Regions from separate parts of the Mus musculus genome. Here region 2 is linked to region 1. Evidence: chromatin loops called from intact Hi-C (ENCODE). Cell type or tissue: gastrocnemius. All regions are shown on one strand. Each heading gives the region's core, and the rest is flanking DNA. Links, peaks and the distances in the headings are about the cores only. Region 1 holds the start of Pde3b (phosphodiesterase 3B, cGMP-inhibited). Region 2 overlaps 4933406I18Rik (RIKEN cDNA 4933406I18 gene).

What was found. A loop is a pair of places that touch in the nucleus more often than their neighbours do. Peaks named below come from ENCODE experiments on the same cell type or tissue, not always from the same donor. Only the 100,000 strongest peaks of a DNase experiment are listed, where the experiment ranks them.
Region 2: a loop joins it to region 1, with 4 times the contacts of the local background. A loop is called at or near these places in 7 of 42 quality-filtered maps.

The regions. Positions count from the first base shown.
Region 1 is chr7:114,412,852-114,415,767 of GRCm38, reverse strand. Pde3b (phosphodiesterase 3B, cGMP-inhibited) reads right to left here and starts at 514. Exons shown (of 16, transcript NM_011055.2): 1 at 1-514. The coding sequence starts at 217. 4933406I18Rik (RIKEN cDNA 4933406I18 gene) reads left to right here and starts at 607. Exons shown (of 4, transcript NR_029437.1): 1 at 607-905. In gastrocnemius, for the core only: no CTCF peak of the experiment used is centred there; DNase peaks (open chromatin) are centred at 201, 649 and 1,084; H3K4me3 peaks cover 1,374 bases; H3K27ac peaks cover 1,247 bases.
Region 2 is chr7:114,320,631-114,323,546 of GRCm38, reverse strand. 4933406I18Rik (RIKEN cDNA 4933406I18 gene) reads left to right here. Exons shown (of 4, transcript NR_029437.1): 2 at 2,296-2,407. Among named protein-coding and RNA genes, the nearest start is that of Psma1, 46 kb to the right of the region's middle. In gastrocnemius, for the core only: no CTCF peak of the experiment used is centred there; DNase peaks (open chromatin) are centred at 348, 598 and 1,715; H3K4me3 peaks cover 257 bases; H3K27ac peaks cover 2,156 bases.

The DNA.
Region 1 (2,916 bases), core at 1-2,500:
GGCGTGCCCCGGCGCGGAGCGAGGCCGCCGGCGGCTCCACGTTGCAGAAGCGGCAGAGGTGGAAGAAGAAGCTGCGCGGAGGGTCCTGCCGCAGCGGGCTCACGCAGCTCTTCACGTAGCCGTTGCGCAGGCTCTCGGGGGGCGAGGCGGCCGAGGCTGGCGGCGGCGGCGGGGACCTCATGGCTGGCGCGTCCCGCTCGCGCTCGTCTTTCCTCATGGCCCCGGGCCGCCGGGGGGCCGCTGGCGCTTGCCGACCCCGCGCCGCCCTCCGCGTTCTGGGCGCCCCGAGCTTCGCAGAGCGGTCACGGCTGCGCCCGCCGCCGCCACCGGCCGGGATCCCCGGCGCGCGGGCTGAGGGGCGGCGGCGTCCGCCTCATGCCGGCCACTGAGAGCGGCGAGAAGGGCTTCTTGGTGTCCCGGGACCGCCGCGGACGCCTCTTCCCTTTTCCCTCAAGCGCGGCTCGGGACGGGAGACGGCGGCGTCGCCTCCCAGCTCCCGCGCGCTGCAACAGTTACCTCACGGCCGCAGCCTGGTCCGTTGGGCGCGCGATCGGGCGCTCCTCCCCCGCGGCTGCCCCTGCCGGGCGCGCGCCCCGCCGGCGGCCCCGCGCGCTCCCGTAGCTCGGCCGGTCGCCACTGGGGCGGCCGCGGCCCGCGTCAGGATGCGCATCCGGGACCCCGCGGGGGAGCGCGCGCCCACGGCCCGGCTGGTCGCTCCAGTGAGACAGCCGTCGCGTCAGGCTGCCAGACTTGGACCCCTCGGGGAGCGCGCGCGGGCCACCGAGAGCTCCACTGCTGAAGTCGGAACCCCTACCCCCCGGACTGCCACAGAGCGGCGAGCTCTTTGGCAGATGGGAGGGACTGATCACAGTCCTGAGACGCCCCGAAGCACAGTCCCCTTTGAGGTAAGTCACATACAAGACCCACTCAGGTCACTGCGAGGTCTTGGGGAGACATGGACCCCAAGGGCAGTGCCTAGTGAGGTGAGAGCTCATGGTGTGCCCTCAGACTGTGAATGGAGACATGAAGCTGGAGGCTCAGCCAACACTGAGGCCAGACCAGAATGAAGAAACTCAACACTGTCAGTCACATCTGGCTTCCAGGGCAAGGGAGATTTGGGGCCCAGCAGCAGGCCTTGAATCCCTTCAGGGGCTCAAGGGAGGAGGACCCCTGGAGAGTGCACTCTGATAGCGAGCACGTCTTGCTGAAGAACCCTTTTCAGTGAGGCTAAGAACTAATATCCAGTCCTGTGATTAGCATCCTTGCCAGACATGCACTGTTTCACATAGACCTGCTGTCCCAAAGGTTCTTTCCAAGTGAGAGACTTGTTCTGTGCAACGGTGTGTTTTGTGGGGTGTGTTCTTTGGGGAAAGGAGGGAAGGGAGTCCCACAGTCCTAATACCACTATCAACTTGAATGGGGTTGGCCTTGAAAGAAGCCAATTATGTTTTCTGTGAAAGACCTGTGAAACTGGTACACTAGGAAAGACAAAAGTAGAAGTGATATTAGCAAAGACAGACGTAAAGGTTGGAGAAAAGAACTTTGCTGAATGAAAGGGATTGCCCTGGAATCCAACCAGTCATAACTGCCTTAGAAAGTGTAAACTGTTTCCCTCCACTGAAACTCCCTTCAACCTCATGACAGGCCTGCTTTTCTTAAAAAGCTAATTCCACATTTTTCCAGGGAGATGAGAAACCTTACTGTGTGGTAAATCCCACAAACAGACCTATTTTTCACCAATTAATCTAAGCCCATAGCCATGACCTAAAGCAGACCATTTTCATATATAGTCATAATTCACACACATAATAGAAATCACTGAAGAATTAACACAAGAATTTGACAAATGTGGGAAAAGACCAGAATTTCCTTGGCTTTTTTATGTGTTAGATAAAGAAAAAATATTTAATGGAGTGTTCAAATGGTTACCCAAATGTCCTAAATGATAAAAATTCACTGAATCTTTTTTTCCACTAGACATGAAAAGAGGAAACTCATTTTAGCTAAACTCAACAAGTATCTTTTAAATCCTGTACATAAAATCATCACAGACCACACACCCCCCAAACACACACACAGAATCAATTGAAGACTAAATAGGAAACTTGACCTACATATTTTGAGTTCATATAGAAGGGCATGACAAAACAAGCATCACCATTACTAAAATACCATTTTAGGTCATTGTTTTAAAATAAAAACTTATAAAACAAGTTAAAGTTATTGTATTGTTATTTTTAAATCTGAGCTTGTCATCTGAGATAAAATAGACATGTTAATGAAAAGATTAGTGGGCTAGACTATTAGTGGTTTTAAAAAGCTACAGTGTCTGTATGCCAAAACCATAGAGGTATCTTTAGGATTCATTTTTCAAATTGATACAAGCAACTTTTGAATTATTTGTGCACCCCCACAAAGTAACCAAAATTTCATTGTTCATAAATGAAGAGGACTGTACAAAGGATTATTGCCTGGAAAATAGAATTCAAAGCCACTTTTATAAATCTGCTTTGCTTAGCAGTTCTTTAAACATCTTTTAGCTGTTGTCAAGATTTTTGTAGGTCTAAAAGTCTGACTTTCTCAAAAGCCCATAGACAGAACACATCCCTCTGTACACCAACCCAGGGCCTGAGGATTCTGAAATAAAATGTAAGGATTGTGACAAGACAATCAGAAGTTTACTTAACAAAAAGAATGAGCTAGCTATGTTTATAATAACTCCCTTCTCTATTTATAGTCTCTGTCAAAGATTACTAGGCTGCATTTCTTAGAGGGCAAATTAATTATTCTTCTACCAAACTTAAACAACTAATAGATTTCCTTAGTTCTCATCTTCAAGTTCAAGAACATATGACTGTTATATGTTGTGACAGAGACCTAATATATACACTTAACTTCTCTTAGCACTCTATCCCA
Region 2 (2,916 bases), core at 167-2,666, 92 kb after region 1:
ATTCAGTTTTTCTTTCCTACTGTTATATCTCCTTTGCTAGGGAATACATTTAAAATCACTGTCAGACTCCTGGTTTCTATCTCTGCCCTCTCTGCTAACCAGGCTTTTACCCCCAGCCTAGAGTCCACTTGGGTGGAAATGCACCCTATAATGAACCCGGAGTTAATCATCTGCAGGTTTCCCCTGATAAGTCACAGTATGTTTGCTGTGCTCCTTCCAAGAGTCAACAGCAGCTGCAGGGATGTGCCCACAGTGGCCTATGGCATGCTGAGTGCTGGTCCAGATGGGAGGCCATGTGCTGGGGGAGTACTTGTGGCTGAATACTACTATCTGGAATGCCTCCGTTGCCCTGAAGGTGCTTGTCTGGGACTGCAATGGACACAGCTTAGAGATGCCAAAAACTGAGCCAAAATTCACTGGGCGTACAAATGCCCTGACGTCAATGGAATTTACTCATAATTTAGGCCTCATGTGTGATGTACTGTCTGAACCAAATGATCTGTCAAAACAATCAGGGAGTAAGAGGAAAGGACTGAACAGGGAGAGGGAACAGGAGGAGAAAAAGGAGAAGTGACAGAGAGGAGGAGGCTAGAACACAGCAGGAGCTGTGCTGGTACAGGCACATTTGGCTCCTGGGGCCAACGGTCCCTGTAAGTTTATTAGAGCATCAGTGCCAAGTAAAACATGGCCTTTTACGGCACTGAATTACGTGAGTGCAGAGCTGTTAAAATCAGTGTAGCAAAAATCCAGCTGGCTTTGGCCAGCGCCACAAAGTACAAAATGATAATCGTACACACTGCCAGCACCTACCTGAGTTTCCCAGATGTGGTGGCCAGGACAGACTTGCTGGGATATACATCTCCACTCTTTAAAGCAAGGAATCTGCACTCAAGCAGTGAACACCTGCCAATATTATCACTCTGTTCAGAAGAGAATTTATTATGAAGTGCACAGAATTTCAGCCTTAGATTCCTTCCCTTGCCTGGATGCCTGGAGTCATAAAATGTTCAAGTGTGGTAAAGAAACAGATTTTAGTCACCAAGAGTGAGTATGCTAGCATTTCTGGGAAACTGCCTAACTAGATCTAAGGAGAAAATAACCCAAATCTTCACAATTCTTCTGATCACTTGTTATGATTTATTTTTTGATTCTAAACAAAATCCATATTTATAGCTATTTTTAAACCTTTAAATTATTCTTATTGGAAACAAAAAAATTATTAAATTTCAAATTCTACAAAATCTAATTCTATCCCTATCTGCCCCTACTGCCTTCTTCCCTGGTAACTACATCTTGATTTTCATTTGTGGAAAGGTCTAGTCTATCCAGCCAGTAGTAGACACATGATCCAGGCCTGTCCAATCAGGGAGACTGTAACTGGTTCAGAAATAAACGCACGATTCGATTTGTGGTAGTGAGAATCAGGGCCAAAGTTTTTGCCAGATCTTCTACCAGGTTCCAATTAAAAATCTTGGGAATGCAAGTCTGACCCTGCCAACAGACACCAGGAAGTTGCCTGAAAATACAAATAGCAAAGAAGGAATCTGAGCTGAGATAAAAAAGAAGCCAGGGCATGATTGGATCAATTTACACATGGCTCAGCTGGAAAACCACCTCACTCAGTGAAGCAGGCTGTTGGATGCTTTTCCAAAGACACTTAACAGGCACAAGCCAGACGTAACAGCTCACAAGACAGACACGGAGAAAAGCCTGAATGTGCCTTTTGAGGTAATTAAACAATGCTTCACTGCTCACTAGCTCCCTCCAGCCAAGTGCACAGCATGGAATTCAACACCACCACCACCACCCACCCACCCACCCACCCACCCACCCCAGTAGGCTTTGATGACTTGACAGGAAAACTTCTGACTTAATCAAAGGAAGACAGACCAGATACGACCATCAAGAGATTGATGACTTACAACAGAAACCAACTCAACCAGGCCCTCTGCTTTCTTCTTAAATTTTTTTAAAGATTCATTTATTTTTGTGTATGAGGGTTTTATCTGAATGTGTGTGTATGTACCACATGTGTGCCTGGCATCCACAGAGGCCAAAGAGGGCTGGGAGCACAACCCCTGGGCCTCTACAAGAGCAAGTTCTCTTTTCTGTTGAGCCACCTCTTCAGCAATGAATGTGGTTTCTAATAACCAGTCCAGAAAGCCTCTGTTACTCCCTGAGGATGAAAATAACATCTGGTAGGGTGAGCAGGAGCTCCTCATCTGCATTTACCATCTCCTCTTTTAAGACGCAGCAAATTGTTTGAAGCATTTATTTCTCCTGATTGTGTTACAGATGTTATGAAGAATGTGCTAATGGAGCCAGGCACTAAGACTGCTCTATTAAAATCATCTAGCATATTGTATCCACTTGTCTTCTATGGATGTACAATTCAAGAAGATCAAAGGTATTCTTTAAAATCTATAAATGAAATTAAAATATCATCTAGAAACAATCTGGCTTTTTATTCAATGAGAAAAATTATTAATAAAATTTGCACGTTTTTCTGAAAAAGTTTATACAATTATATATCACTCGGGGTAAATATCTAATTAGACACATTTGCATAATAGAGTCTACCCAAAAGGGTGTTTCCTAACTCCAGAGGACTTCCTCTTGGGAAATACTATATAATTTTCTAGATTTATAGAACAGTTGTAAGTTGCAAAGCTATTTCTGCTTTAATACTAACAAGCATTGTAAGGCAATCGTGAATATTGCATTTGTCTTTAGATAGATCTTCAATATTCCAGAATTTTCAATTTGCCATATTAAAAATATAAGTATAAAAGTATATTAAAAATATGACTTGCTTGGGGAGCTAGAGAAATGAGTCAGCAGTTAAGAGCACTTGCTGATCTTCCACAGGACGCCAGTCTGACTTCAAACATCCATGTCAAACAGTTCTCGGTGCTG